Linked DNA regions of Homo sapiens: regions 1, 2 and 3 are each linked to region 4. A link is an interaction called in ENCODE POLR2A ChIA-PET data of the cell type or tissue named here. Cell type or tissue: GM12878. All regions are shown on one strand. Region 1 overlaps ZNF609 (zinc finger protein 609). Region 2 overlaps SNX1 (sorting nexin 1). Region 3 overlaps ZNF609 (zinc finger protein 609). Region 4 overlaps ZNF609 (zinc finger protein 609).

Evidence for each region. ChIA-PET counts read pairs that join two places held together with the same protein. Peaks named below come from ENCODE experiments on the same cell type or tissue, not always from the same donor. Only the 100,000 strongest peaks of a DNase experiment are listed, where the experiment ranks them.
Region 1: POLR2A ChIA-PET joins it to region 4 with 5 read pairs; 9 of 35 experiments call an interaction of 5 or more read pairs at or near these places.
Region 2: POLR2A ChIA-PET joins it to region 4 with 6 read pairs; 2 of 35 experiments call an interaction of 5 or more read pairs at or near these places.
Region 3: POLR2A ChIA-PET joins it to region 4 with 6 read pairs; 6 of 35 experiments call an interaction of 5 or more read pairs at or near these places.

Annotation. Positions count from the first base shown.
Region 1 is chr15:64,617,258-64,622,257 of GRCh38, forward strand. The region is part of intron 2 of ZNF609 (zinc finger protein 609); the gene reads left to right. All of the region lies in intron 3 of LOC101930091 (a long non-coding RNA gene), which reads right to left. Among named protein-coding and RNA genes, the nearest start is that of OAZ2, 84 kb to the right of the region's middle. RefSeq lists an enhancer at 370-962. In GM12878, no CTCF peak of the experiment used is centred here; a DNase peak (open chromatin) is centred at 2,961; H3K4me3 peaks cover 908 bases; H3K27ac peaks cover 1,705 bases.
Region 2 is chr15:64,102,353-64,107,352 of GRCh38, forward strand. All of the region lies in intron 1 of SNX1 (sorting nexin 1), which reads left to right. Among named protein-coding and RNA genes, the nearest start is that of SNX1, 8.9 kb to the left of the region's middle. RefSeq lists a silencer at 2,838-3,132. In GM12878, no CTCF peak of the experiment used is centred here; no DNase peak of the experiment used is centred here.
Region 3 is chr15:64,662,342-64,667,341 of GRCh38, forward strand. The region is part of intron 3 of ZNF609 (zinc finger protein 609); the gene reads left to right. Among named protein-coding and RNA genes, the nearest start is that of OAZ2, 38 kb to the right of the region's middle. RefSeq lists enhancers at 3,973-4,672, 4,673-5,000. In GM12878, no CTCF peak of the experiment used is centred here; a DNase peak (open chromatin) is centred at 3,017.
Region 4 is chr15:64,556,424-64,561,423 of GRCh38, forward strand. The region is part of intron 2 of ZNF609 (zinc finger protein 609); the gene reads left to right. All of the region lies in intron 4 of LOC101930091 (a long non-coding RNA gene), which reads right to left. Among named protein-coding and RNA genes, the nearest start is that of ZNF609, 98 kb to the left of the region's middle. RefSeq lists enhancers at 965-1,466, 1,467-1,966. In GM12878, no CTCF peak of the experiment used is centred here; no DNase peak of the experiment used is centred here; H3K27ac peaks cover 316 bases.

The sequences.
Region 1 (5,000 bases), 61 kb after region 4:
ACAGTCCTCCCATTTCAGCCTCCCAAAGTGCTAGGATCACAGGCATCAGCCACCATTCCCGGCCAAAAAATTAAAAAAAAAAAAAAATTAGCCTAGCATGGTGGTGCACGTGTAGTCCCAGCTACTTGGGAGGCTGAGGTGGGAGGATTGCTTGAGCCAGAGAGGTTGAGGCTGCAGTGAACCATGATCACCCCCTGCACTCCAGCCTGGACGACAGAGCGAGACCCTGTCTCAAAGAAAAGAGAATTATCGCCAGGCATGTCTGTAATCCCAGCACTTTGGGATGCTGTGGCGGTTGGATCACCTGAGGTCAGGAGTTCGAGACCAGCCTGGCCAACATGACAAAACCCAGTCTCTACTAAAAATAGAAAAATTAGCCAGGCATGGTGGTGGGAGCCTGTAATCCCAGCTACTTGGGAGGCTGAGGTAGGAGAATCGCCTGAATCTGGAAGGCAGAGGTTGTAGTGAGCTGAGATCACGCCATTGCACTCCAGCCTGGGCAACAAGAGTGAAACTCCATCTCAAAAAACAAACAAACAAACAAAAAGTATTAAAAGATAAAGGACATAAAGTGTTGGGAAACTCCAGAGATCTCCTCTTTAAATTCTCTATAAGTCTCTTTTCAAGCTTTTGTTTTGTTGTTTACCTCCCTAGTAAGCTAAGCCCTAGGAGCCATGATGGCACTTCTTAGCATTTCAAAGACTGAGAATTAGCTTAACTTTTGTTGGTGTAGTTATTAAGGCATCTAATGACCTTAACTTTTTAATATTCCTATACCTTATTTTCCCTCTTGGCCCCAATTTCCTGACAATCCCTGCTCTTATATTTTAGGTATATGAAAAGATGGCAAAATGAGTCCTTTTCTGATTTTTTTTTCTCCTTTTTTGAGACAGGGTCTTGCTCTGTTGCACAGGCTAGAGTACAGTGGCACGATCACAGCTCACTGCAGCCTTCACCCCCGGGACAAAACTTTCCTCCTGAAATGGGAAAAGTTCCCTTGTCCCCCTCACAGGGCGTGCAATGGGAGTGTGGCTCACTTCTTCACTGCCCTGCTGCTCAGACCTGTAGGGTAACATACAGAGGGGCAGGCTATGGGGCTCCAACCCCGGCAGTGTCTAGGGGTGAATGCTTACATCTGAAGCCCCAGTGGGTGTGTGTTACAGGGTGCTCTTTTAGTTTAGCTGTCCTTAGGCGGCTTGTGTTAGCTCAATTAGACCCCTGCCTTATCACAAGAACAGAGGGCTTTCTGTATCCCAAGGTTCTTGTCTTGGTGTACTGGAAGAATTGGATCAAATGTGGGCTTGGAGAATGAGTGTAAGGTTTTATTGAGTGAAAGTAATGCTCAGCAGATTGGGGAGCCAGAAGGGAGATGGTTTTCCCCTGGAGTTCAGCTACTCAGCGGCCCAGGCTCTTCTCCAAATGCCCCAGCCAAACTCTGCTTCGTTCCACGGCCTGCTGGCATTTGTCATGTGCTCTTCCGCCACGTGTGCTCTTCTGCCGGCATGCTCCTCTCAACGCCCTCTCGAGGTCCAGCCGCTGTGTCTTCTTCTGCCAATGTGTTCCTCTAGAAGTCCAGCCGCTTGTGTGTCTGCCTGCTAGGGTCTGGGGAGTTTTTATAGGCACAGGGAGGGGCTGTGGCAGGCCAGGGTGGTCTTGGGAAATCCAACATTTGGGCGGGAAAACAAAAATGCCTATCTACCTAGGTCCGTGGACACAGGCCCCTGATGGAGCCCTAGCCAGGGACCATGCCCTCCTCTACCCAGCACTTCCCTTACCCCCTTCTGTATCATTTAAAGGGACCACGTTCTCTACCCAGCACACCCGTGTCACTCCTACCTCAGCGTCCCAAGTAGCTAGGACTGCAGGTGTGTGCCAACACACCCAGCTAGTTGTTTTTGTTTTTGTTTTTGTTTTTAATTTTTTGTAAAGACAGGGTCTCACAATGTTGCCCTGGCTGGTCTCAAACTCCTGGACTCAAGCACTCCTCCTGCCTTGGCCTCCCAAAGTGCTGGGACTACAGGCTTGAGCCATTGCACCCAGCCCCCTTTTTCTGATTGTTATCTTCTCCTGGAAAGTGATAAATGAAGCTATCTTTGTTTCAGTGAATAATAGAATATGAAATCCTGTAAAGCCACATAGGTTATTAGATGAATATCACAGAGCTTATTATGCACTATGGCTTAATGTTAGATTATAGATGTGACCAAATGGTAATTAACAGAGCTGGAGCTGTAATTAAATACTATTATGCTGCTCTGTGATCTCTCCTTAGATTTCTGTTGCAAAGTAAATGGAAAATGAATAGTTCAAACCCATAGGTGGATTTCGTCGCTTCTCCCCATCCCTGAACATCTCTTTTAATTAACTAAGTAATTAAATAAAGTCATCTTCATACAACAGAGATGCCAAACTCTGCCTAGTAACTCTAATCAGTAAGGGTAGTTTGATGCATACTTGTTAATGAGTTCCTCATGTGTATGAGTCTGTTCTGTTATTCTTAGTGATCAGTTCAGCTGAAGTTTCTTCTCTTCACTTATTGTATAGCAGGGTATAATTTGGCAGACTGCTTGAATGCAACAGTGATGTTTCCAACCTACATTTTAGGTGTTGTTTTCTGGATTTCTTGGTGCAAAACTGGGGACTTCATTTTATCTAGAATGTATTAGCATATGTTTCTCCTAGCCTGCCAGGAGCACTGAATAACCTAGCAGGAAATTAAACTACTTCCAGAAAAGAGCTGTCCTCAGTGGCTGAGAGAAAGTGTATAGGTGTCTCCCTGGGGTAAACTTCCTTCTGTGCCTAGGGTTGCTGCCTGAGCTGTGGAACAGGTTGGCAATAGGACATGTGCAAGCAAGGCAATCAGAAAGTTCACAGGGGTGACCTGGAAGGTTTAGGCCAATGTCTGTGTCCAGTAGGACCTTGCAGGAATTTCTCTTGTGAGTAGAAGAAAGTATAAAAAAGGGAACAAACCCTAAGCAAAAGAAGTACACATATAGGCTGTGAAACTGCTTCTGTCACAGTTCTTCCCCAAGAGAAAGAATAGATAAACAGAGGTGAGGCCAAGAGTAAAGATGATCTGTATATTCTGTCTCTAACTTTCCCTCTCTAGTGACTCTCAAGAGTTTGTTCCAGCACTGCAGAGGAGTGAGTAGGGAGGATCCAGTTTACTTTTTCTGTGTTGTTTTTTACCTTCACTTCTGTGCATGGAAATTTTAAAGATCTTTCCAGGATCTACCACATCCCAAGAAGGTTGGGAAATTAAATTATAAATGCCCAGTTTTCAAGAGAGCAAATATGCCTTTTGGCATTTATCATAAATGTAGATGATTCATTATACAGGCTTCTACTTCCATTTCATTTCATGAAAAAGGTGGAGTTGGGGAAGTACAAGGGGTGTGTGTGTGAGACAAGCAGACAAGGATGTTTTGGCAGCTCTTCAGGGACCAGAATTAATCAGAATCAGTGTATGAACATTCTGTGGACTCACAATGATGATCTACAAATAGTGATGACTTTCTAAGCCAAGAAGTCAGAGCCAACTGTGGAGAATGGATCCGGAACCCAGACCTCAGCCTATAGGCTAGTTTTCAAGGCCAGGAAGGTGTTTGTCTCTGTGTGTGTTGTGGGAGGGAAATGGATTATAGATAGAGTGATAGTCATGTAGTAAATTATTCCAGAATCAGAGTTTTGTTGCAGAGCTATTTAGAAGCTTGGCTTACGGATACATGTATGATCTTCTCTGAATGTCTCTATTAAAGGACTAGACTAAGAAGTCTATTAAAGGACCTAGACTAAGAAGTCCTCACAAAGGACTCTCTATTAAAGGACCTAGACTAAGAATTCCTCACAAAGGGAAGAGTCCCAAGGATTGGGAAAGTCCCAATCTTTGACTCTCATTTTCTAGGTCTGCTGATTAGTATCATACTTAATCTTCGGAGGAAATAAGCCAGTGTGTGCATTGAGTGTCTTTGCATATGCAAGACGTTATGCTCATTCAGGATTGGGGCATCAATCACTCGAGCATAATAGACTTTGTCAGCCTCATAAATTCTGGGATTTAAAGAGTTAAAGGATCACTGCCCACTTCATTTCATTCTTTTTTTTTTTTTTGAGATAGGATTTCACTCTGTCACCCAGACTGGAGTACAGTGGTGCAATCATAGCTCACTGTAGCCTCAACCTCCTGGGCTCAAGTGGTCCTCCCACCTCCGCTTCTGGAGTAGCTGAGAATACAGGCATATGCCACCACACACAGATACCTTTTTTATTTTTGTTTTTTATAGAGGTGGGGTCTTGCTATGTTACCCAGGCTAGTCTTGAACTCTTGGCTACACGTGATCTTCCTCCATAGGCCTCCCAAAACATTAGGACTACAGGCATGAGCCATTGCACCTGACCCATCACAACTTTTATGTTGTCTCTAGATGGGTTGCATTCTTCTTGGAACCTAACTAATTACATTCTTGTGAGAGGTTCTAGTTTCTGGTTTTGGAAGCAAATTGCTTCTTTCTTTTTTTTTTTTTTTTGAGACGATCTCAGCTCACTGCAACCTCTGCCTCCCAGGTTCAAGCGATTCTGCTGCCTCAGCCTCCTGGATAGCTGGGATTACAGGCGCCCACCACTACGCCCGGCTAATTTTTGTATTTTTAGTAGAGATGGGGTTTCACCATGTTAGTCAGGCTGGTCTCGAACTCCTGACCTCAGGTGATCTGCCCACCTCGGCCTCCCAAAGTGCTGGGATTACAAGTGTGAGCCACCGTGCCTAGCCATGTTTGACTATTTCTATCTATGTGTACATAATCAACAACATCTTCAGACTGCTGTTGATTGGCTTCTGGGTGGCAACAGCACCTCCTGTTTCTTATAGATAAATTTGATGTTAGAATTATATTCCAAGATGCCATTCTCATTAAACAACCACTGTTACATGTTACAGTTTCTAAGGGTTAGAAATTCCCACCAGGTTAATCCCAGCCCTGCTATAACTTTATTCCTTCTAG
Region 2 (5,000 bases), 450 kb before region 4:
TTGGGATATTCATCACCTCAAACATTTATCTTTTTGTTGAGAACATTAGAATTCTTCTAGCTCTTTTGGAACATACGATAAATTATTGCTAACTGTAATCTTCCTGCTGTCAAATACTAGAACTTATTCCTTCTAATTGTATTTTTGTACCCATTAACCAACTTCTCCTCATCCTGCCCTGCCTTCCCTTCTCAGCTTCTGGGAATCACCATTGTACCCTCTACCTCCATGAGATCCATGTTTTTGACTCCCACAGATGAGTGAGAACACTTGACATTTGTCTTTCTGTGCCTGACTTCTTTCACTTAACGTAATGACCTCCAGTTCCATCCATGTTGCTCTAAATAACAGGAGTTCATTCTTTTTTATGCCTGAATAATAGTCCATTTTGTATATATACCACGCCTTCTTTTTTTTTTTTTTTTTTTTTTTTTGACACAGGGTCTTGCTCTGTCTCCCAGGCTGGAGTGCAGTGGTGCAATCATGGCCCACTTCCCTTGACCTCCTGTGCTCTGGTGATCCTCCCATCATAGCCTCCCAAGTAGCTGGGGCTACAGGTGCATGCCACCATGCCCAGCTAATTTTTGTATTTTTAGTAGAGACGGGGTTTTGCCACGTTGCCTAGGCTGGTCTCAAACTCCTGGGCTCAAGTGATGTGCCCTCCTTGGCCTCCCGAAGTGTTGGGATTACAGGTGTGAGCCACCATGCCTGGCCTATACCACATATTCTTTATCCATTCATCCATTCATGGACACTTAGGTTGATTCCATATCTTGACTGTTGTGAATAGTGTGCTGGAATAAACATGGGCATGCAGAAGAAATATATATGCTTTGATATATTTGCTTTCTTTTGGATACATACCTAGTAGTGGGGTTGCTGGATGCTATGGTAGTTACATTTTTAGTTCTTTTAGTAATCTCCATACTGTTTTCCATAATGGCTGTGCTACTTCACATTCCCACCCACAGTGTATGAGTGTTCCCCTTTCTCCATATCCTTGCCAGCATTTGTTGTTTTTTGTATTTTTAATAATGTCTTTTTTTATACATTGCTGGGTTTGGATTGCTATTATATATTCTTTTACATCTACGTTCATAAGATAAACCTGTAGTTTCTTTCTCATGAAAATTGTATGGTTTGGGGAATTAAGATTATATGGTAATTTCTTCTATTCTTTCGAGAATGTTTATACTATTGGAATGATCTGTTTCTTAAAAATTGGTGGTACCTATAAAACTGTTCAGGCTTGGTATTTTTGTTTATGCTTTATGGAAAGATTGTTAACTATAAACAGTTTATTTCTCTGAGTGGTTATAGAGTTTGGTAGTTTTATTAAAAAGCCATAAGAAAAATGATGGTTAATCTGGCTAATACTTTAATTCTCTGTTCTGTGAAACATGCATGGTGGTTGTTCCCAAAGATATAACACATCCTCATTAAGTTTCTTGATATTAGCCCTTCTCTGATCTTAATCAGACTTCTGAAAGTGAATCTTTATAACAGTATCTTTAAACAAAGGTGTATCACTTAGTTTGTTTAGTTACTAGTTTAGTCATTTATAGCTAATATTGGTAAAAATTCTAGTGTGTAGTGTTTTCTACAGGGATATTGCCTCAAACACTTGTTTTTGGAGTTAACATACATCAAGTGGTCACATCTGGTCAAATGATCAGAAGTTGAAATTCTACCTTGTGGTAAATATATTCTTGAAAAAAGTGATAGGTATATGCAAAGACTCATTTTAGTGCTCAGCTCAAATAGTAAAGTTTTACTTCGCATAAGTTTAGATTTCCCTGAAATACATAAACTCATTAATTTCTTGATCATTGTATTGTACTAGCAATTAACTTAGCTTTCAGAATTATGGAGGAAAAGCTAATAAAAGTAATTATAGAACACCAGTTTTGGAGTAAAGGGTTTTTTTTTTTTTTTTTTGGGACGGAGTCTCGCTGTGTCGCCCCAGCTGGAGTGCAGTGGCGCGATTTTGGCTCACTGCAAGCTCTGCCTCCCGGGTTCATGCCATTCTCCTGCCTCAGCCTCCCGAGTAGCTGGGACTACAGGCGCCCGCCACCACGCCCGGCTAATTTTTTTGTATTTCTAGTAGAGACAGGGTTTCACCGTGTTAGCCAGGATGGTCTCAATCTCCTGACCTTGTGATCCACCCTCCCCAGCCTCCCAAAGTGCTGGGATTACAGGCGTGAGCCACTGCGCCCGGCCCAGGGAGAAGACTTTTAAAGATGGCTAATAGGCCGGGCACTGTGGCTCATGTCTGTGATCCCAGCACTTTGGGAGGCCAAGGCAGGTAGATCACCTGAGGTTGGGAGTTCAAGACCAGCCTGGCCAACATAGTGAAACCCCATCTCTACTAAAAATACAAAATTTAGCTGGGTGTGACAACGCATGTCTGTAATCCCAGCTACTTGGGACGCTGAGACAGGAGAATCACTTGAACCCGGGAGGCAGAGGTTGCAGTGAGCTGAGATTGCGCCACTGCACTCCAGCCTGGGCGACAGAGCAAGACTTGATCTTAAAAAAAAAAAAAAAAAAAGATGGCTAATAATAACCTGACTTAAAATTTATTTAAAAGTAGGGTTTGGGGCCGGGCACGGTGGCTCACGCCTGTAATCCCAGCACTTTGGGAGGCTGAGGTGGGTGGATCACCTGAGGTCAGGAGTTCGAGACCAGCCTGGCTAACATGGCGAACCCCTGTCTCTACTAAAAATACAAAAATTAGCCAGGCGTGGTGGTGCGTGCCTGTAATCCCAGCTACTCAGGAGGCTGAGGCATGAGAATCGCTTGAACCCGCGAAGTGGAGGTTGCACCACTGCACTCCAGCCTGGGGGATACAGCGAGACTCTGTCTCAAAAAAAAAAAAAAATTAGGGGCTTATGAGAGAAACAATAAAGGTTGCCGTCAGACTTCTGGTTTCTGTAAGGGTTGCCAACCCATTGTTTACTTAGGTGGTAAGGCCACTCTGACAACTTGGCCATTTGTAGTTCATTAGTTTGGACTGGAGAAAAGAAAAAAAAATCTGATATCTCTTCCTTGGTCCTCAAGCTTCTCAGCACTCAAGTAACTTTTGACATAAATAAATCATGAGTAGTTGATAGTTACTAGAGCAAGTAGCCGTAAGTATCTCATCTCCAGGAAAAGCTGTTGCTCAACTTTTTCTGGCTTATTCTTTTGCTTCGTCACGTGGACAGCTGGAGCTTCATTCTGCTTTCAGAGCAGATTTGAACTGGGTTTGCTTTTTCAATTTAGAAGGTAATCCACCCATTAATACTGTGATTCTTCTGCGGTTTTCTGGGCCCTTTCTAAGTTTTGTTAGGTTGAGACCCAAAAAGTTTAGTTGGGAAATTAAACCAGAGAATTCAGTAGAATGTCTGAGGCTAAATCTGGGGTCTCATGAGGTCTCTAATGGCCTTGCACATGATTTTCCTTAACTAGCTCAGTGGTCAGCTTCATGCTATTTTCCCCATCCTTCCAGCTCTCCCTTTTCCATTTTCATTAGTCCCTCTACTCTGTATCTCAGAAGTTCTTTACCTTTTTTGTGCTGTGGGCCAATTGGCAGGCCCTGTAAAGCCTGTGGACACATCCCCAGAATAATGTTTTTAAATGTATGAAATAAAATACATTAAAATATGAAGGAAACCAATTATATTGAAATTCAGTTTTAATAAATTAAAATGATTTTACATTAATAACATACTTAAATAGAGATGAGCATAAATGAGACTTTGAGATCTATAAAAACCATAATCTCATATAAAAATATCTAATATCAGTTACAATCTCAGGTACTTCTATTATGGTTTGTTGCTTATCTTTATGATTAATGTATATGCCAAATTTCAGTTCAAGGTTAATGAAAATGAAATTATAATAATTTTATTCCCATCCAAGTTCATAGATTACCCCCTGAAGTATGTGGCTAATGGACCCCAAGATAAGAACCCCTAGTTTAACTCCTTAAGCTATGGAGTTAAACTCTAGTTTGTAGAGTTAGGTACACCCTATTCTGAAATCCAGTGGACATTGAATGTCCATTCTCCCAAGCACAAATACTTTTAGTGCATCTGTGCCAGTTTTGAAACGTGGTGGGAGAGGAGTCACTGTCTGCTGTAGGCTGAATAATGCCCCCCTTCCTTTTCCCAAAGAAGTCCACATCTTAATCCTGCAACCAGTGAGTATGTTAGGTTATGTGGCAAGGGGGAGTTAAGGTTGAAGATGGAATTAAGATTGCTAATCAGCTGACCTTAAGATATGGAAGTTATCCTGGATTATCTGGCTGGGACAGTGTAATCACAAGGATCCTTAAAAATGTAAGACAGGCTATGAAAGACGATATGGAAGAGACGCAAAGAGATGAAATGTTACTGGCTTTGAAGATGGAAGAAGTGGGCCGTGAGGCAAAGAACCCTAGAAGCCAGAAAGGGCAAGGAAACAGATTCTTTCCTAGAACCTCCAGAAAGGAACACAGCCCTACTGACACCTTGATTTTAGCCCAGCAAAACCCATTGGACTTTTTCAGAACTGTAAGATAATTTGCATTGTTTAAACTGTTAAATTTGTGATGATTTGTTGCAGCAGCAATAAAAACTAATAGGCTGTCCCACCTCACTCATTTCTCCCTAGAAGTAAAGGTGGCAAAACCAACAGTATTTCATGCTAAGTTCTTCCAGGGTAGTTTTTAAAGACTCCATGGAGGCCCATTTATGATCTGGGTATAGCTCCTGGGATAGATTTACTCCTAATTGTCCTTGTCCTGTTACATTAGTGTGATCACACAACTCCTTAGCTCTATCTTGCCTTACTATGAAATATACTAATTTTCCCTCAAAAAATGAGTTATCTCATCCTCCAAGAGCCATGTTACCTTACCATTTAATTTGGATTTGACCTCTAAATACAGTTAAGTTTTAACAGTACCTACGTTTTTGAGATCCTTTGACTGTAATGTAAGGGTTCTGTGTGGAGCAAAGAGCAGTTAAGCAACA
Region 3 (5,000 bases), 110 kb after region 4:
CCATCTTTTTTTTTTCCTCTGTGAATTAGGCTGGAGTGCAGGGGCAACATCTCAACTCATTACAGCCTAGATCTCCCGGGCTCAAGTGATCCCCCCATGTCAGCCTCCATAGTAGTTGGCACTACAGGCACATGCCAACAAGCCCAGATAATTTAAAGAATTTTTTAGAGACAGGGTCTCACTACATTGCCCAGGCTAGTTTCGAATTCCTATGCTCAAGCAATCCTCCCACCTTGGCCTCCCAAAATGCTGAGATTACAGGCATGAGCCACCATGCTTGGCCATGAAGCATTTTTAAAACATTGAGATATTTCTACTAAAACTAATAATTTTTTTTTTCTTGAGACAGGGTCTCTTTCTGTTGCCCAGACGGGAGTGCAGTGGCGCGATCTCGGATCACCACAACCTCTGCCTCCCAGGCTCACGCGATTCTCTTGCCTCAGCCTCCTCAGGAGCTGGGATTACAGGCACGCGCCACTACTGCCCGGCTAATTTTTGTATTTTTAGTAAAGATGGGGTTTCACCATGTTGACCAGGCTGGTCTTGAACTCCGGACCTAAGATGATCCACCTGCCTCGGCCTCCCAAATTGCTGAGATTACAGGCATGAGCCACCGTGCTTGGCTAACTAATAACTATTTTTATGTGTTTTTTTGGGAATAGGTGATACATACAGATGTATGTATCACCTATACCTGTATGTATGAGTTCAAAAGCTAAAAGGTTTTATACAGAGAAATGATAGGATATGAGAGGTTTTATTTAACAGGATCTCTCTGGTCTCTGTGTTGAGAACAGGTCAGAAAGTGATAAAGATGGAAGCAAGTTAGGAAGCTATTGCAATAATTTAAGGAGTGCTTGGAGCAGTAGAAGTGGAGGTAATGAGAAATGATCAAAATCTGGATATATTTTGAAGGTTGAGCCAAAAAGATTTGCTGATGGTCAGGTGTGGGGACATGGATAGTAGGAGAGGAACCAAGTAAAACTCTAAGGGTTTTGACCTGAACACCTAGAAGGATGTACACATGCCATTACCTCAGATAGGGAGAATTCAGAGCAAGTTGTTTTTGTTGTTCTTGGAGGAGAGGGTTGTTAAGGAGAGGATGGGTATCAGGAGCTCAGTTTGGAACATATTAAGTTTGAGATCTCCATTTAGACGTCCAATGGAAATGTCAAGTTTGTGATTAGATACATGAATCTGGAGTTTAGGGGAGAGGTTGGGGCTAGGGATAGAAGTTTGAGTCATCAGCTACACATGAAGTACCAGCAAAAGATGCTGAGGAATGACCAGAGAGATAGGAGGAAAACCAGGAGAGTATGGTGTTCTGGAAGCCAAGTGAAGGAAGCGTTTCAAGAAGGGAATTGGTCTGAGCATGAAGGAGCTGAGCATGAAGGTACCAGATCCCTGAGAGAAAGTATGTACTAATGGAAATAGTAAAAATGAGGGGCCTAGAAAAAAATCTCTCTCTCTCTTTCTACTATTATACTTGGATCAGCCTTGACTACACAAATGTTTTGAGGTTTTGAATTATTATCTGAAACAAAGCAGTGCTGCTTTGGGATTGAGTTTGTCTCAGCATTTCACTCCTAAGAACTGTGGGAACCTGGCCAGTCGTGGTGGCTCATGCCTGTAATCCCAGCACTTTGGGAGCCCGAGGCAGGTGGATCACCTGAGGCAGGACTTCGAGACCAGCCTGACCAACATGGTGAAACAGTATCTCTACTAATAATACAAAAATTAACGAGGTGTGGTGGTGCACACCTGTAATCCCAGCTGCTTGGGAGGCTGAGGCAGGAGTATTGCTTGAGCCTGGGAGGCAGAGGCTGGAGTGAGCCGAGATTGCACCACTGCACTCCAGCCTGGGTGACACAGTGAGTCTCTGTCTCAAAAATAATAATAATAATAACTAGGGGAACCTGACTAGTGCCTCATACATGTCATCATTTTCCCTTTACTCTGCTCCAATATTTATCACCTTGAAGAAGGGAGAATAGTGAGTACTCTAAAACTTAATAATGGGTACTTAGATTATGTCCATAAGACTTGGTAAATCTGAAAGTAAGATTCTAGAGAAACACGGAGCACTATTTATTACTGCTGTTTTTTAGCAGTATTATCCTCAAACATGCTGAGCCTTTCCTTATTTTGTGAACACTTATGAAAAATAGTAAGTTTTCCAAGATGAAGACCAGTTTTTCTTTCTCTTCAGCCTACTTGCTTCTCTAAAGCTAGCCCCTAATAGAGAAACTTGGTCTGTTAAGTGTTATTTGCTGCTTTTCTTTCCTGTCGTCCTATTCTCCAGCTGTCTCAACTCGGAACCTTGCAGGAAGACTATTAAACCTCATCAATGTGTGTTTCCTTTGACATTTAAACAAGCCTCCATTTTGTCTTTCCATATCATAATTTTTTCTCTTCCCTTCTCCCATTTCCAGCACCTTGTTTGACCTGTCTTCTCTTCAGCTCATTCATTATTGCTAAAGTTTGCAGATTATACCAAAGGAAGAAGCCTGATTTATAAACATGTGTTCCCACCCAGCTGTTTCAAGAATAGTAATGAGATTCATCTTCTAGTTGTGTGCCTGCTCTCTGTGTACAGCTGTGCTCATCTGCCCTTATAAATGAGATGCCTATCTCTAAGTCTTACCTTCTCTATAAATGGACTCTGTTCCTATTAAATTGATTATGCAGTAATCAGAGCAGGCCACCTTTTGGGGGAGACATCCATTTGAAATCACTTTGCTAATAGCTAGAGAGAATTTAGCCTAATTACTTCTTTAGGAGAGATGCCATTTCCCTTAAGATGCCAGGGCACTGCAAAGGGATAGGATTCCTATCCTTTTCCCCTCTGGATGACCCCCTGCAATCCTGTATGTGTATGTGTCTTTTATCTAAGGTGAAGGTAACAGGATATTCTAAGAAAATTGTGTGAAAACAATCAGAATCCATTAGAGATAGCTGTGTCAGGCCTTAGAGTCTGAAAGATCTGACCACTAATAGTGAACCCTTGAGTAAATGATTTATCCTTTCTGGTGTATCATTTCCTCCTTTGCAAAGTAGCCTTAACAATCCTTATATGACAGGATTTTTGGCACCCACTTATGGCCTGCCTTCCTCAAAAAGTGATTTAAGACCAGGTGCCGTGGCTCATGCCTGTAATCCCAGCTCTTTAGGAAACCAAGGCAGGAGGATCACTTGAGACCAGGAGTTGAAACCAGCCTGGGTAACATAGTGAGACTCTGTCTCTATTTTTAAACAAACAGAAAAAATTATAAAAAGTAAACAAATGGGCCGGGCCCGGTGGCGCATGCCTGTAATCCCAGCACTTTGGAAGGCCGAGGCAGGCAGATCACCTGAGGTCAGGAGTTTGAGACCAGCCTCAACATGGAGAAACCCCATATCTACTAAAAATATAAAATTAGCTGGGCGTGGTGGTACATGCCTGTAATCCCAGCTACTCGGGAGGCTGAGGCAGGAGAATTGCTTGAACCTGGGAGGCGGAGGTTGCGATGACCCAAGATCACGCCATTGCACTCCAGTCTAGGCAACAAGAGCAAAACTCCATCTCAAAAATAAAAATTAAAATTAAAAATTAAATTAAAAAATAAATAAACAAATGCCAGCTACTCAGGAGGCTGAGGCAGGAGAATCGCTTGAACCCAGGAGGCGGAGGTTGCAGTGAGTAGGGATTGCGCCACTGCACTCCACCCTGGGCAACAGAGCAAGACTTCGTCTCAAAAAAAAAAAAAAACACACACACACAAATAAAAATAAAAGTGATTGGCCTAGTGACTACTGTAATCTCAGCACTTTGGGAGACCAAGTTGGGTGGATCGCTTGGGGCCAGGAGTTCAAAACCAGCCTGGCCAACATGGTATAACCCTGTCTTTACTAAAAACACAAAAATCAGCCATGCATGGTGGCACACGCCTGTAATCCCAGCTACTTGGGAGGCTGAGGCACAAGAATTGCTTGAACCTGGGAGGCGGAGGTTGCAGTGAGCCAAGATTGCACTACTGCACTCTAGCTTGGACAACAGAGCGAGACTCTGTCCAAAATAAAAATAATTAAATAAAAATAAAAGTGATTTAAGGCTGTAAATATTCAATAAGATAATATGAAAACATCTAGCACATAATAGTTTTATTTTTCTTTTTTACTTTATTGTATTTATTTATTTTTTGAGATGAAGCCTTGCTCTGTCGCCGAGGCTGGAGTGCAGTAGCACAATCTCAGCTCACTGCAACACCTCCTTGAACACCTCCTGGGTTCAAGCAGTTCTCTTGCCACAGCCTCCTGAGTAGCTGGGACTACAGGCGCCCACCACCACGCCCAGCTAATTTTTGTATTTTTAGTAGAGATGGGGTTTCACCATCTTGGCCAGGCTGGCTGGTCTTGGACCCCTGACCTCAAGTGATCACTCGCCTTGGCATCCCAAAGTGCTGGGATTACAGGCATGAGCCACCGCACCCGGCTTAATCCTATATTTTTAAAAATCTAAGATTTGGGCCAGGCGCGGTGGCTCATGCCTGTAATCCCAGCACTTTGGGGAGGCCGAGGCGGGCGGATCATGAGATCAGGAGATCAAGACCATCCTGGCTAACATGGTAAACCCTGTCTCTACTAAAAAATACAACAAAAATTAGCCGGGTGTGGTGATGTGCGCCTCTAGTCCCAGCTACTCGGGGGGCTGAGGCAGGAGAATGGCGTGAACCCGGGAGACGGAGCTTATAGTGAGCCGAGATTCGTGCCACTGCACTTCAGCCTGGGCGACAGAGCGAGACTCTGTCTCAAAAAAACAAAACAAACAAAAAAACCCTGAGATTTGTAGAAGCCAAGTGACTTGTTCAAGGTTACACTATAACAAAGCCAGGATTTGCACTGAGGTTTTCTAACTCCATGTCCAGTGATTTTTAGACAACATTGTATGTCGAAGAATAAATGAATATAAGTGAGTTACTAGAGATATGTCCTAGAAGTGCCAAATCAAAAAGTATTTTATT
Region 4 (5,000 bases):
CTCCTGGCCAGCACTTATTTTAAATGCCAGCCATTATTCTAAATGCTTCATATATATATATTAGTTTATTTAACCCTCATGACAATCAGATATTATCTATTTGCATTTTATAGATGAAGAAACCAAATGAAAGGTTAAATAAGTGATCAGTTTCCCAACCCTAATTAAAAATTTAACAGAAATTATTGCCCTTCCCTCCTAGCCACTAAATACTTAGCACTGCTTTACTAGTCTTTCACATAATGCCAGTGTATTTAGTCTGTTTGTAATCTGTTAACACCATGTTGACCAGTTCTTGGTTGTTATATACAGTGTTTACCTTCCGATTTTTAGCCTCTGTAATACAGTTACAGCATTACCTAGGTTTATTGAGTTTTTTTATAGTTACTAGATTTAGTGTATACTTAGTTATCAGTATTTGAGGGAATTTCAAAATATTATTTATATCCTATCTGCTTTTTAAAAGGATTTAATGCCATTTATAATAAATAAGTCATACAATGAACTTTTCAACATTAAAGATTAAAAACCGTAAAGAGGAACCAGGATAATTATATCCAAAATGTAAGCTCATTTAGTAATAACAAGTTAATATTAAATTTAGTTCTTCTTTCTGACATTTTTGGTAAGAATGAGATTCTTGGTTTTGGAGATAGCACAGACTATTAGTTTGAAATTATGGGATTTGGTATGTCACATATTATTCAGAATGCTAAAATATCTGCCACTGAGCAAACCTGAAATGTAATTCTTTTTTCTTATTCTTCTTTTTTTTTTTTTTGACAACTTCTGATACCAAAAAAATGTGTAATTCTTTACATACCTTCTAATAGTAGATGGTCAGATTTTTTGTACGTGCAGTGATTTCAGAGAACATTGAAAAATAATCAGGAACTGGTTCAGTTTGCACAAATTTACTCTTCTACTCCTTCTTCTGCACCCACTAAAAATTGTGAAACTGTGCAGATGTAATAAATATATTGTGTGTAGGCTGAAGTATGATACAGAGTGTGAAACTGAAATATTTAGTCCAAATTTTTATTCAGCAATGAATAAAAATTCCCAGGGCAATGAATAATTCTATCGAGGGCTGAAATTAGTGGTGGGGATTGGTGGAAAGAGAGATGGAGCTCATTTTATGAAGTCTCATAAATTTGGCATGAATCTTATAATCAGTGAAGAGCTATTAAAGACTTTTTGATCAGGGTAGTGTCATGAAATTGAATTTTAGGAATTTTTTAGGAAGCTGAATACTGTTAGTGGTATATAGAAAGATTTTCTGGTTTTTTTTGGGACGGAGTCTCGCTCTGTCGCCCAGGCTGGAGTGCAGTGGCGCGATCTCGGCCCAGTGCAAGCTGCGCCTCCCAGGTTCACGCCGTTCTCCTGCCTCAGCCTCCCGAGTAGCTGGGACTACAGGCGCCCACCACCGCACCTGGCTAATTTTTTGTATTTTCAGTAGAGACGGGGTTTTACTGTGGTCTCGATCTCCTGACCTCGTGATCCGCCCGCCTCGGCCTCCCAAAGTGCTGGGATTACAGGCGTGAGCCACCGCGCCCGGCCGAAAGATTTTCTTAAAGGAGGAGATACCAGGAAATCACTTTATAGTCTATTGGTGTATATCATACATAGACTATTGCTTTTTGGTTTGTTATTTACTACTGTAATTCAAGGTGTAAGTAGCCCCAGCTTAATATAGTTTCTCATAAATTTTCATTCTTAACCTCTCCCAAGAAGCTCACCATACTTAACTCTCCATTATTGCTGTACCTTTTTTGTTCTCCAAATTGTAATACGTACATTTCTCTACCTGTCACCCTTTGATTTCCCCTTCCCTTGCCATCTCTTGCCACCCCTACCCCCACCTCCTACCTGGGTTCCAATCCTGGTTCTGCTTACCATGTAACTGTGGCAGTTTACTTTATCTCTCAAAGCCTCAATTTCCTCATCTATACAATGTGAATAATAGTTTCAGCTTCATAGGGTGGTTGGGAGAGTTATTAGGTAAATATATGGAATACTCTTAAAATAATGCTTGGCACTTAATAAGTACTATGTAAGTATTGTTACTGTTGTCTGGCTCATATTTATTTTTCTGATCTTAGCTTAGAGTTTATATCTTCCTTCTGGGAAGTCCTTTCTGCCCAAAGCTGAGTTACATATTCCTCTTTGTGTTGCCACAGATTCCTGTGCCTCCCTTGCCATGTTGTATTGTCATAGCCTAATTGTTTCATTGCCACAAGTTCTTTTTCTGCTTCCATCACATCATCACATCCTTCTTGATTGGCAAATAGTAACTACTCAATAAATATTTGTTGTCTAGCACATACATACAGTTCAAACAGAAAACTAAAATAGACTAAAGTATGAGGAAATCTTGGTATTGGAACTTAACTATTGAGGTTTATTTCAAAGAATTTTATTTTGCAGCTTCTTTTGTATAGCTTTGAAACTCTAAAATATTTCCTTTTTTTTTTTTTAGTTGCCATTTCCTTTGAGTCAGCAGGCCTTTCATCTGGACCTTGACCCAAGAAGTTATGATTTTTCTCACTGTTTCACTCTATCTCCCAGTCTGAAATAGAGCATTGCACTTTTTAGTGTCTGAGAGATATCATGCCTTTGCAGTTAAATTCTCTTCTGTGGCTTTGGCTGGAATGTGAGTAAATTTCCAGAGAGGATACATAATTCCCAGGCTGAACTCTAACCTTGTGAACTATTTTAATGTGTGGCCTCATAAATGTAAATTTTTTAAATTTTAGACCAAGGAGGTGCTTGTTGTTCTGCCTTAATTGCAACTTCTATTTAGAAAGAAAGGATCTCTTGGCTTTAAGATAGAATCAAGAGGTGATAGTAGTGAGACTCAAGTCCTGAAGATAAAAACAGAAAGGGCCAAAAGCTCACCTCTTGGTTAATCAGGCAGGTGTGGAGGTTATGGAAATCCTCAAAGATAAAAAGTGCCTGATGGCAGCAACCAAGGGGAAAGGAAGATTGGCTGAGCCCCTGGGGTGTGTAGCAAGGAGACCATTGGTAGCCAAGTTGGAATCTGAGAAGCGGCCCTGTAGCTGAACACTAGAAAAGCCTTTGCGTGAGGTATTCCCAATTCTAACATTTATTTATCACCTTCTGTGTACCAGGTTCTGTGATCATTGTTAGGAGGAATGAAATAATGACATAGCCTTCTAGAGAACCTCAGTATCCAGCAGGAAAGATGGGCATATAATGAATAATTATATTAATAACTTTAATAAGATCCCCTACCACCTATAAACTCCATGAGAACATAGAACATGTCTGTTTTGTGTCTAGCACTGAGTGGTCGCTCAATAAGTATTTATTGAATAAATGAATTTGTTTAGCCCTTTCTAGTTTACTATGTGCCTTCACAGATATCTCGTTTAATATTCTACCTTCCTTTTCTATTCACCCACTTTGTGATGTAAGCAAGATAAATAATAGTATCCGTAGCAATAATAGTATAAGACAATAAACTGAGTTAAATAGAAGTTAAAATGATAAACAGAGAAGGGAGTAAAATAGGAGCTTTTGTAGCTACATCTTAATCAGATGAGTTGTTATACCTCTGTCCAGTATCTAGAGTAATTACATACTTACCACCCTTCCTCTTGTCTCTCTGGGTTTTTTTTGAGACTGAGTCTCGCTCTGTCACCACGCTAGAGTGCAGTGGCACAATCTCAGCTCACTGAAAACTCCACCTCCCAGGTTCAAGTGATTCTCCTGCCTCAGCCTCCCGAGTAGCTGGGACTACAGGTGCATGCCACCACACCTGGCTAATTTTTTTGTATTTTTAGTAGAGATGGGGTTTCACCATGTTGGCCTGGATGGTCTTGATCTCTTGACCTCGTGATCTGCCCGCCTCGGCCTCCCAAAGTGCTGGGACTACAGGTGTGAGCCACCACACCCAGCGTCTCTCTGGTTTTTTAATTTGTTTTTTTTTTTCCCCCCGCAGAAGATCCTTTGGTTTTCTACTAGATGTTATTCCATCTAGATAGTGTTTATTTATTGTTCATAGTCATCTCTTACCCAGGGAATTCCTTATTTTGTATTCCTGAAATCGAAATATTCTTTCATACTCATTATTTAGATGCTAAGAGAAAACTTGGGGACCGCTCTTCCCAACAAGATTGTCTCAAATTTTGTGCCCATCTGTGTGCATTCACGCACATGAGCATGTGTGTGGAGGAGAAGAGGAAAAGAACAGAGATGGAAAAGATTTTGAAGTGGGATGCTTGGCAAGAGGAGTAAATAGATGATAATTATGAAGAAGAAATTGGCAGGATTTCTTAACTGACTAGATTATGGGAACAAGGAGTAGAGAAACAGGTCAAAGTTGGCTGAAGTCCATAGAATGTATATTTTAATTTAAGTGCTAAATTTCCTCCATACATTTTTCATGAACTTTGAAAAATTTGTTGGCTTTATACGAACCTGTGAACTTCAGTGAGAAAAACAGCATCTTTATATTTTTGAGCATAGTCTCAATGTCATTAATTCTTCTGCTTAAAAATCCTCAAATGACTTGCCAAATTAGGATAAAATCTAAATTCTGTTACCAAGGCCCCAAATTTCTACGTATCTGACTGCAACTGCCTACTTAAACTGATCTTACCATTATTCCCATTCATATACCACCCACATAGGCTTTATATCTGCTCTTACTTAAGAGTTTTTATACTTCCTGGTCCCTCATCCTGGTTGTTCCTCCCCAGTACTCAGCTTATTCAGTTATCAGCTCTTCCATACTCCTTTATCTAACGTGGTACCCTCAGTGACTTGTTATCTAACCTATTACTTTGTTTTGTTTTATTTTTATAACAGCACTTACTACTTTCTGATATTGTCATCTTGTTTGTCAGTTTTTCTCTTCTAGAGAAATCTTTGTGAGGGCAGGTTCTTGGCTCTCTACTGATTACTTGAGTCTCCATTGCCCAGCCTTCTTGTTGTATCAGTTTTAATATAGCAAACCAAAATAGGATCTTAATTTT